Linked DNA regions of Mus musculus: region 2 is linked to region 1. A link is a loop called in an ENCODE intact Hi-C map of the cell type or tissue named here. Cell type or tissue: heart. All regions are shown on one strand. Each heading gives the region's core, and the rest is flanking DNA. Links, peaks and the distances in the headings are about the cores only.

Evidence for each region. Hi-C counts contacts between places; a loop is a spot of excess contacts. Peaks named below come from ENCODE experiments on the same cell type or tissue, not always from the same donor. Only the 100,000 strongest peaks of a DNase experiment are listed, where the experiment ranks them.
Region 2: a loop joins it to region 1, with 2.0 times the contacts of the local background. A loop is called at or near these places in 2 of 42 quality-filtered maps.

Annotation. Positions count from the first base shown.
Region 1 is chr17:86,804,754-86,810,130 of GRCm38, forward strand. Epas1 (endothelial PAS domain protein 1) reads left to right here. Exons shown (of 16, transcript NM_010137.3): 3 at 440-591; 4 at 1,004-1,088; 5 at 4,605-4,723; 6 at 4,831-5,036. Among named protein-coding and RNA genes, the nearest start is that of Epas1, 54 kb to the left of the region's middle. In heart, for the core only: no CTCF peak of the experiment used is centred there; no DNase peak of the experiment used is centred there; H3K27me3 peaks cover 150 bases.
Region 2 is chr17:86,609,498-86,614,874 of GRCm38, forward strand. The region is part of intron 11 of Prkce (protein kinase C, epsilon); the gene reads left to right. Among named protein-coding and RNA genes, the nearest start is that of Gm52297, 57 kb to the right of the region's middle. In heart, for the core only: no CTCF peak of the experiment used is centred there; DNase peaks (open chromatin) are centred at 2,475 and 4,963.

The DNA.
Region 1 (5,377 bases), core at 250-5,249:
TTCCTAACATTCTAGACATCATAGCCTTTGGAAAAATGGCTTGACTCAGAAGTCTTGCACTATAAAATGAGACTGCAAATGGTACATGCCTTGTGCGTTATTGAAAAGCCAATGTAGAGTGTTTAATGCTGGGTCTGTCTGTGGTTGATGTTCCACTTACGTTAGCAGCTAAAATAACTGCTGCTGCTGCTGCGAGGTCTAGCATTCTATCTGTAGCCTCTACCCCCAGCCTTCCTATTGGTACAGCAAATTCTGCTACCACAGAAACCACGCTGTCCCACAGTCATTGTCAATGTGGCCTGGGTGTTCCACCAGGCATGTGGCAAATGTTAGATGGTTGGTAGTGTGCCTTTCCCTGTGCCCTGGAGCCATGCCTGTCCCCTCGGTCATGTCTGTTTTAACACTCGTGCCCCTGTTGTTCATTCCCCTCTCTCTCCAGTCTGCTCTGAAAATGAATCTGAAGCTGAGGCCGACCAGCAAATGGATAACTTGTACCTGAAAGCCTTGGAGGGTTTCATTGCTGTGGTGACCCAAGACGGTGACATGATCTTTCTGTCGGAAAACATCAGCAAGTTCATGGGACTTACTCAGGTGACACCCTCTGCCTCGTTCAGTAGGAAAAACATGTCTTTATTTGGGGATAGACACTAACGGGGGGTCCTAGGCATAGTCTTACTTGACTTTTCCTTATGCATTCCCATATGATGATGACAGTCCTTAGGACTTCCCAATGTCATGGGGCTTGACATTCCTTGTGGCTGCCCTGACAGGTCTCTTCTAGCTAGATTAACTTGGCAAAAGTATAAATCAAGCCCTTGTTGCCATCAACATTGCTCTGATACGTCTGTAAGTCCATAGACCCAATATTGACTGGAGACTATTGATAACCACTCAGTTCATCCCCCTGCCTGTCTCTGAATGCAGACATTATCCTAGCTTCCTCTTGGAGTCCGAATGACTTCATCACTAGGAGTAACAGCATCTGGCCTTGCTTTTGAAACAGGTAGAACTAACAGGACACAGCATCTTTGACTTCACTCATCCTTGCGACCATGAGGAGATCCGTGAGAACCTGACTCTCAAAAACGGTAAAGTGTTCTTCTTTGTTTGCATTCTTCTCATGACCCCCAAAGCCTGCACAAATAGCCCAAATGGATTATGTTCCATAGATACAGTTGGACTAGCTTCTGGGTGAGTATGCAGCTGTTGAGATGAGGCCCAGCACATAGAATAGCTCCTAATGGCCCATCCATGATGCCTGATGTCACACTACGAGGTCAGGGTGCCATCTCTAGGACATTTCATCATCACCTGAGATCAATCATCTCCGCCAAGCGACACCACCCAAACCAATAGCTTCATCTATGCCTGATTATTTATGGGAGCTACAGGTGCCTTTTGTCGTGTATCAAGCCACCCAACACACAGGCTTAAGCAATCTCCCACATTTCTGGGGATTCTGTGGGCAGGTCTCTAGCTCAATGTGACATCAGCTGGATTGCAGCCATCAGGGGCTAAACTAGGTTGAAGTGATTAAGATGGCTCACCTGGTGTGCTGCTGGGACAGTGACCACAGCTCTCAGTCTATGGAGCCTCCCGGTAGCCTTCTTCATATGAAGACTCCAGAGCAACCATCTTGTATGACAGCTCAGGCCATGCATCTTCCTTCTCCCCTGTAAAGTGCAGCTGCAGAAGCCTACAGACCATCCTAGGCCCTAGCCCTGAAATAGGCATGTCACCACTTCTAACCCTATTCGGCTGGCGAGGGAAAGGTTCAGGCTTGCCCTGTGTCTCAGGTCCGTGTCAAGAGGCATGGCCCTTAGGATTACCACTGAAGAGCAGCTATGACGGGAATGTGGAGATTTTCAGAAGAACTAAAACTTTGGTGCTGGAGAGCTGGCTCTGTGGTTAAGAATACTGGCTATTCTTCTGAGGACCTAAGTTGACCTCCCAGGTTCTTTGACTGGTGGTAGGTCACAACTCCAGCTTCAGGGAGATCCAGGGTCCTCCCCTAACCTCTGCAGGTATCTGCACAAATATGCCCATAAACACAAAGGTACAAACTTCAGCAAATCTTTCCAAACCACACGAAAGGAGCCATCGCTGTAGGCAGCAGTGGCTTCCAATGACTGGTGAGATCCTCTTGAACTTGAGAATCTATCACCAGTCTGGACAGACTGCCCACATCAACATCTTGTAAATCTGTCACCTGTCACTACTATGGGGTGTGTGCTCATCCAACCTGAATAGCAAAGGCAGTGATGCCACGCCTGCGAGGCGTGTTCTCGTTGCCTTGTGTGCTGCAAAAGGGGAGGCTTTGTTGGCTCACCTCTCCTGTTGGTACAGAGTACTGTAATCCACACTCAGACTTACAAAGCTTTGTAAAATTATAACCACCTCCCTTTCCAATGCTGCCCCAGCCTCTCATCTGCATTGCTGCTTCCTATCCAAAGACCTTGGTCAACTGGCTTCCAGAGTACATAGGCTGGGGACCACCATGAGTTTATTTGTCTTGCCTGTGGTGCCAAGAAACCCTAGGCTAAGCCACCCAACACATAGAATGATTGGTTCTTGATGGTGAAGGGGCTATTGATCACAGACCTGCGCCACCATACTTGGCTTTCAGAAGCACTTCCTAAATCGGTGTCTCTCGTTGCTTCTCTTCTAGAGAACACTGCTCCCTGGGTTCTTTGTCTCAACTCAACTGCTGACCAAAACCTTTGTTTGAGCATCTGTGAGCTGAACTAAGAATCTCACTCCTGTGCTGTTCAAAGTCTTTCTTTTCAAATCGATGGCAAAAGATGAGGCCAAATCTAGGATCTTTTTGCTTTTAGGTTTCTCTGACTCATAGCTGAGTGTCCTCCACTTATCTGAGGAAAACTCAGGTCTTTAGATTCATGAATGGGGATTTGAGATCAAGCAGACTCAGCCAATCAGCAAGTCCTTGCTGAAGGTTTCAGGCTGCATAGACTCATGGTCTAAAAGCAAGGGGTCCGTGTGGATTCCTGGAAGAAGAAAAGGTTGGGAGACGGGCTGTGGAATGCTTTGATGGTGAGTGGAAAGCCTCAAACTGGGTCCTGCAAACAGTCAAAGGCTGTTGAAGATGTTTAAGCTGAGGTGATACTATCAGATGTCAGAATGGGGAGACTCCAGTGATTAGCAAGTTAGGAGCCCACAATTACAACCCAGACTATTAATCACAAATGAATATTGAGCTCCCTCATTCCTAAATCCTGGGGGGGGCTCTCTCAGTACAGTTATAACTCATCATATACAAACTCCACCTAATAACTAAAATTATAAGAAGCCTAATTATGGGAGAGACAGTTTATAAGAACAACATTCAAGCTGTCACTTAATGGGTTCTGCAGAAGATGTTTAAATCCAGTTCAAGGATGCCAGTTCTTTTGATACACAGCTGTTTTAGACTGTGTCGGTCAAATCAATGTTCCTTAGAGGTGTGGGTGCAGAGGTTGGCAGCTTCTCTTAGAGCAGTGTGACTACTTGTTGGAAAGTTCTGAATTGCTCTGTGATGCTGGGCCTGTGGAGGCCAAGGATGAAGATGGCGGTGTAGCCACAGTTTAGACACCGTTGGACTCATGTTTTCTGTTCTGCATAACAAGAAGCAGAAAACCTGGACAGGCTTTGGAGATTTGTACTAAAGGAAAGAAGCCGTATGTTCCTTGTCTCGGTGATTTATTTAATCCTAAATGAAAGGTCATCTAATTGATCTTTATCAAGAACATCGTTAAGATAGACTTGTCTACCCAGTTCCAGTTAAAAACAAGGGGTGTGTGTGTGTGTGTGTGTGTGTGTGTGTGTGTGAGTGTGTATGTGTGAGTGTGTGAGTGTGTGTGTGTGTTCATTCCCCTCCCCTCCCCTCCTTGACATGTGTCACCTTAGGAGGAAACTGATGAATGGTACATTATCCAAAGCATAGTCATTCGAGGATTCAGGTAGGATATTGGTTGCTCACATTCCTGAGAGACAGGCTAGCGAGAGCAGAGAGGAGTGTCCAAGGATAATTCTAACTAGACAGACTTATGTCCTTGGAGCAACCATGGTCACTCTCAGGTTTCCTGCTAGAGACCCAAGGCCTGACTGGGGAGAGACATCTAAAACTGTGGTGTAGCCTCACAGCTCTCAGGTGACAAACAGGTACAGTGTGTAGCAAACATGGCACAGCTCCTGCCTTCCAGGCCTTCCTGCTCCTGGGAATGCAGTCACACAGGAGCTTCTACTCAGCCATCCTCCAAGAAATCTAACTTCTGCAGGGGAGCAGCTTTCTCCCAGGAGTCCCTCCACTGTGAGTCTCCACCAACCTGGTGTTAGCTCATAGTCCCTGGGTGGGACTGGCCATCACTAGAAGTTTTGTAAAAAACCTTCCTTGACATATTTCTGTCCTCTAGTTCTGACCACAATTGAGCCAGGACTCAAGGCACAGCAACAAAGGGACACCATTAGTATTTAAGCCATGAGGGCCTCTCTGCCCATGGCAGGCTACACGCACTCTACTACAAACCACAGGAGACACAAATACAAGTTGCCCAGAAACATTGTAATTTGGATTAATTTAACTGGCTCCCACGCCCTTCCCCACTCAGGCTCTGGTTTTGGGAAGAAGAGCAAAGACGTGTCCACCGAGCGTGACTTCTTCATGAGGATGAAGTGCACGGTCACCAACAGAGGCCGGACTGTCAACCTCAAGTCGGCCACCTGGAAGGTAGGATTCGTGGAGTCTCAAGAAAGAGCCAGGAGCAGGAGGTGCCTGAGGCCTCTCCCTCTTCTCGGCCGTCTCGGCCTTGTCTTACTTCTGTGCTTTGACCCCAGGTCCTGCACTGCACCGGGCAAGTGAGAGTCTACAACAACTGCCCCCCTCACAGTAGCCTCTGTGGCTCCAAGGAGCCCCTGCTGTCCTGCCTTATCATCATGTGTGAGCCAATCCAGCACCCATCCCACATGGACATCCCCCTGGACAGCAAGACTTTCCTGAGCCGCCACAGCATGGACATGAAGTTCACCTACTGTGACGACAGGTGGGGTGTTGGGACAGGGTGGGTCTTACCAGTGTGCATCTGTGAGAGTGTGACAGCGCAGGGACGGGACTAGGACATGGTGTGGGACTGCTGGCTGCAAGTTTGTAGAAGGTAGCCTCCTTCCATGTGAAGACTTTAAAATGAAGAGAGCTAGGTTAGACTCTAACCCTCAGTTCCAAAGCAACTGGACGTTCTCTTGGGAGTGGGGGGCACAGAAACAATAAAGACTGTGGACTTGGACTAGAGAACCTAGCAGAGTCATCTGTGGTCAGTGTAGGCTGCTGTTCTTACCTTCATTAAAGGGGAGACCACAGAGGGTGCACAGGAAGGCATGCTGTGTG
Region 2 (5,377 bases), core at 229-5,228, 200 kb before region 1:
GATATAGGAGCCAACTAAAGACATCTATGTCTCCGGTTTTGATTTTGAGGGGACGTGGTAAGTTGTGAGGCCAGGGAGTAGATTGATGAAGATGGCAGGGGATCCCCACAGTACCTAGTCCCCTGGGTTCTTAGGATACGATTGAAGAATACAAGCCAAACACAGCTTTAATATGCACTAACAAAGATTTGCTCCTAAGAGGAGATGGTAGCATTTAGTGCACAACAGTTAGGTTTGAGGGTTCAAGCCTTGTGGCTTCCAGCTGCCTGCGTATGCTAACATTGTAGACTAGAGGATGCAGCTGGTCTAGCTGTCCCATCTTACCTCATGTTTAGTCAGAGAAACACAGGGAAACAACTTGTTTGACATCTCTGTCCTCAGATCTAGTCTGTACTTGACCCCAAGTAACTGTTTTAATAAGTACAGGGTGACGTGCACTTGATTGGTAACATGGAAAAGGGTGGGATATTAGCTATGAATGTTGTGATGGGCCTTGGAGCCTCTTCTCATGCTGGGGGATGCAAATACTCACTTGCTATCAACAGGGGTCAGGAAATTACCCAGCAAAAGCTAAGCATGCACTTTCCTTGCTGTGAACTTTTTAAAAAGTTGTACTTTGGGTTTTGTGCATATATGTGTGAGTAGCTGCATATAAATGCAAATCTCCAAGAAGGTTAGAAGATGGAGTCAGGCCCTTTGGAACTGAAGTTACAGGCAGGTGGGAACCACTTGCTGTAGATACTGAGAAACCAACTTGGGTCCCCTCCAAAAGAAGTATAGGCTCTCAGCCACTGAACCATCTATTCATAAGCCTTGCTATGCGTTTGTAAGAAGCAACTGGCTAGCCAGGCAATCAGATACGTTATTCTCAGTGATTCCAAGTCTTGATTCCCAGGTACACCCCTAGGTTATTTGTCTTGGCTGTACACCAGCACGCTGCTTGACACCTTAAGTTCTTAGCTGCTGGGATAGTAGCTGAAGGTCTGCTTTCTCTAGATAAGTCTGTGTACTGAAAATACCTGTGTCTGGATTATCAGTCCCATCTTCTAAATGTGTTTCCATGAGTCAGAAGCGACCACCCAGTGGTAGTGGCAAGGTTCTGTCCCTCAAAAGGGCAAAGTGTGGACACACTGACTTCTTGGGCAACATAGCAACGTGGCTAAGCACATGGAAGTGTTTTCTGCCACCAGTGTGTTAGGGATCAGTTAAACAAGAAATCTCCCCAGACCCCTTTTTTTCTCTCTCAACTAGAAAAATGCAGATAATAGTCCTCCCCGGAGGGTGTGGTCCTCCCTGAGGGTGTGGTAGTACACACATCTAGTCCCAGCCAGCTGCAAAGACTAAGGTGGGAGGAACTCGGGAGTCTGAGATCAGCCTGGGCAATAGACCAAAATAATAACTACAAAAGCAATAACCTTCAAGTCGCAAGGTGGGGATAAGTTTAAAAAAAATAGATTTTATAAGACTTAACAGTGAGCATGACATAAAAGCATTTGGAGAAATCTCTTTAAAGGCAGTTATGGCTGGGTGGACAGTGGCAATGCCAGCCTTTGTGGATCTCAGAGTTCAAGGCCAGCTCGGTGTACAGAGCGAGTTTCAGGACAGCCAGGGATATACAAGAAACCCTGTCTTAAGGAAACAAAATATAAATAGATAGATAAATAGACAGGCAGGCAGGCAGGCAGGCAGGTAGGCAGACAAACAGATAGACAGACAGACAGATGGCAGTTACTGGGGCTGGGAAATAGCTTACAGAAGACCCAGATCTGATTCCCAGCCCCCACGTGGTAGCTAACTGCCATCTGTAACTCCGGTCCCACAAGATCCAAAGCTGCTACTGGGCTCTGTGGGCACCAGGTACACATTCAGTGTCCATACCTACATGTAGGCAAAACACTCCAACACATAAAATATAAATCTTATTTTTAAGAGACAGTGATAGCTAGAGAGATGGCTGAGTTGGTGAAGGGAGTTTGATACCCCCATAATCCATGTAAAGCAATGGGTATGTGGTGCTGCAAACCTGTAACCCTATAAACCTGCTAAGGCAGGAGGATCCCGGAGGCTTGCTGACTTCTAAATTCAGTGAGAGACCCTGTCTGTCTCAAAAATACCAGGTAGAGAGTGACTGAAGACCTCCCAATGCTGACCTCTAACCTTTGCAGTCAGGGACACTCATGTGTACACACACTGTCCCCTGGCACTCGTGTGCACACGCCTGCCCATGCCCTCCACAGGGCAGTTCTTTAGATTTTAAATGATTGGATTTGTCTGAGAAAAGGTAGATTTTTTTTCCCTCCCATTAACACAGAATGAATCGTTAAATCATTCCACTCGGGCTTCATACTTCAGTATGCTTTTGTTTATGATGATAACAGCTACCCCTCACTTGCCTCCCTGCGTGGCCTCATGTGGCCTTTGAGTGACTGAACATTCCTGAAAGAGAGGCTGGGTTCTTGCCACAGAGGATGCCGGGCAGATGATACCAGCCTGTCATTAGTGTTTGTTACAATAGCCCAGGGCGTTTAACCAGAGGCCAGTTTGACTCTACTGAGAAAGACTGCCTTTCTCCTGAAACATTGTTATTATTATTGTGAAACATGGAGGTGTCTGAAAGCATGTGCAAGGAGCTCTTGTATTCCTCTCTGATTAACCAATCAGCCCCCAATAAGCAGCCTCCATACCACCTGCCCCAAGAGCCTGTTCTCTGATGATCCAAATTCTGGCATCCCTGAAGTCAGTTTTCTGATCTCTTCTCTCGAGTAACTGCAAGAATTTCCTGTCATTTATATGGCGTGAAAGCCGTAGCTCTGTGGAACAGGCATTCCAGGAGAGTGGAGCGTTCAAACGAAGCTCCTGGTTTAAAAACACGGGGACATTCAGCTCTTCTCTTTCAGGGTTTCAAGACAAGCACAAACATTGCCCCATTTTTTCTTCTTATCTATTAAGTCTCAGGTACTAGCCATGTTCTAAGTACCATGTGGTTTATAGAAGGAATATGGTCTGGCTTTTACTCTTAGGGGAAGCTGCCACCAGATTAGAACTGTGTCCCAAATGGAAAATGTGACAACCTCGGGGCATTGTGAAGAGGAACTCGGGCTCCACTGAGTAGCCGCACTTCTGAGCCTGGCTCATTCCTCAGCTTTGACCTAACACCCATCCCCTCCAAGAGCCCCGAGAGATCCCTGTGTGGCACCATGTGGTGGACTCTCATAAAGATGATCATAGTCTGAGATATTTGCTCTTGTCAGTCCCAGCTCTTAAACCCACAGCACTCGTGCCCAGGACCACCCCACCGCACTTTTACCCTCTTTCCAGCAGAGGCAGAGACGGAAAGACCCTGGAGCTTGATGGGATTTTTTTCCCCACTGGGTTAGATGAGAAACACCCCCCCTCACCTTGGTGACTTATGCAAAATTGGGTGTAATGAATACTTTCTTTGAAAAATAAGAATCGCTATGCAATCACAGCTACTTACCTTCCCTTAGCTGGGATGCATATTTTTCAATTTCGGTTATTTAAAGACGCCTGAGAAAGAGCTTTCTCAGACCACCCTCCAGTCTCAGCAACAAACACCAATTAACACATAAGGTAATGAATCCACAAAGATCCTTTGGGCTGTTCGCCCACCCAGCTAGGAAGCAGCAGTGTTAGGAGTCACACCCAGAAAGTCTCAGTTCATACTTAATAATCAGTAACAGAAGTCAGGGCCCACTCAGCATCTTGCCTCAGAGTATGGCGAACTGATAACTTCTGTTCATAAACTACCATACAGGTGTTGGATACTCATATAACCACTGGGGCTAGAAGGGGCAAATCACAAAAGTCTAACTTCAAATCATCCTGGATGTTACTAGTACTCTCTACAGTTAGTTTTTGTCACATGAAAAGCATTTCCCTGTAGCTGTCACTCACAGGCAGAGAACATAGCGGCCTGCCAATGATCCTAGGTCCCACCCCTAGCACCACAAAAGAGAAGGAATCACAAAATGTAAAACCAGCGCGTGAAGCTGGAGAGAGCGCCCAGGGAGACAGAGCTCTCGCAGAGGACCTGAGTTCAGCGACTCACTACTCATGCCAAGTGGCTAACAACCAACGGTGACTCCAACTCTAGAGGAGTCAATGCCCTGTTTGGCTCTGAAGACACTACACTCACAGGGAGAAACCTACACAGCTTTGCACACACACACACACACACACACACACACACACACACACACATTTCCCTCCTACCACTTCTCTGGGTTTTCTCTAGACAGGGTTTCTCTGTGTAACCCTCACTGTCCTGGAACTCATTCTGTAGACCAGGCTAGCCTTGAACTCAGAGGTTTGCCTGGCTTTGTTTACCAAGTACCAAGTGCTAGAATTAAAAGCGTGCCTCCTTAAAGGCCAGCTATTGCCTGGCTAACAGAATCAAACATCTTTAAAAACACCATACGATTTCTGTATTTTTTTGAGACAGGGTCTCACTACGAAGCCCTGATTGGCATGGAATTCACTATGTAGACCGGGCTAGCCACAAACTCATAGATATCTGCCTGCCTCTGGCTCCCAAGTGCCAGGATCAAGGTGTGTGCCACCATACCTGGCTGAGGAGTCCTTTTGTTAAAGCTACATATAATATGACCTTCTCTCCTCTCATCAAGACTGATACTAAGAGATCCATACGATAACTTTCAGTATTGTACCAGTCTCTGGCTCCCTCACAGCAAGCTTATTTTGGGGGCCTCTCCCTACTCTCCCACCTCACTAAAGAAACAAACATATTTATTTTAGAAGTCAGGCTCCTCCCCCTCACCCCAAACTAACTGCTAGATTTTATTTTGTTTTTCTCATCAGATGGGTTTTTAAGTACAGGGTTTGGGAATTTCCTTTCTTGACATCCTTTGTTTTTTCTGGAAGAGGTCTGCACTCCTGCCCCAGGGGAGCCTTGGATATGCCATCCTGCCTCTAAAGAAGTCTGTCCCTGTCAGTGGCTCTGACCCCAGGCCCTGTGGCTCTCTCCTCACCACAGCCTGCTTTTCCCAGCCCAGTGGAATTTTCTCTGTGTCACACAGGAAATCCAGCTCATCTTTCGCGAAGTCTCCGTAAAGGTGATCAGTCACCATCCGTGAGGCCTCAGACGAGTTGCCCCCTCTGACCCTCACGTTCCCATCTGCTTTCAAGGTTTGATGGTGCCAGACATTACCTGCATTAGTACAGCCAGGATTCCTGTCTCCCGATAACGAAACAAATACTCCAGACCGATCTATATGTCCTGTTGTTTGCGTGAATGAGGGGCCAGCTCAGATCCATGACTGGATCATGATCAGTGTTACTTCCACTAGAATGATGGTTGTCAGCTCGAGGCCCTACAAGGGACATCTGGATGTCCACA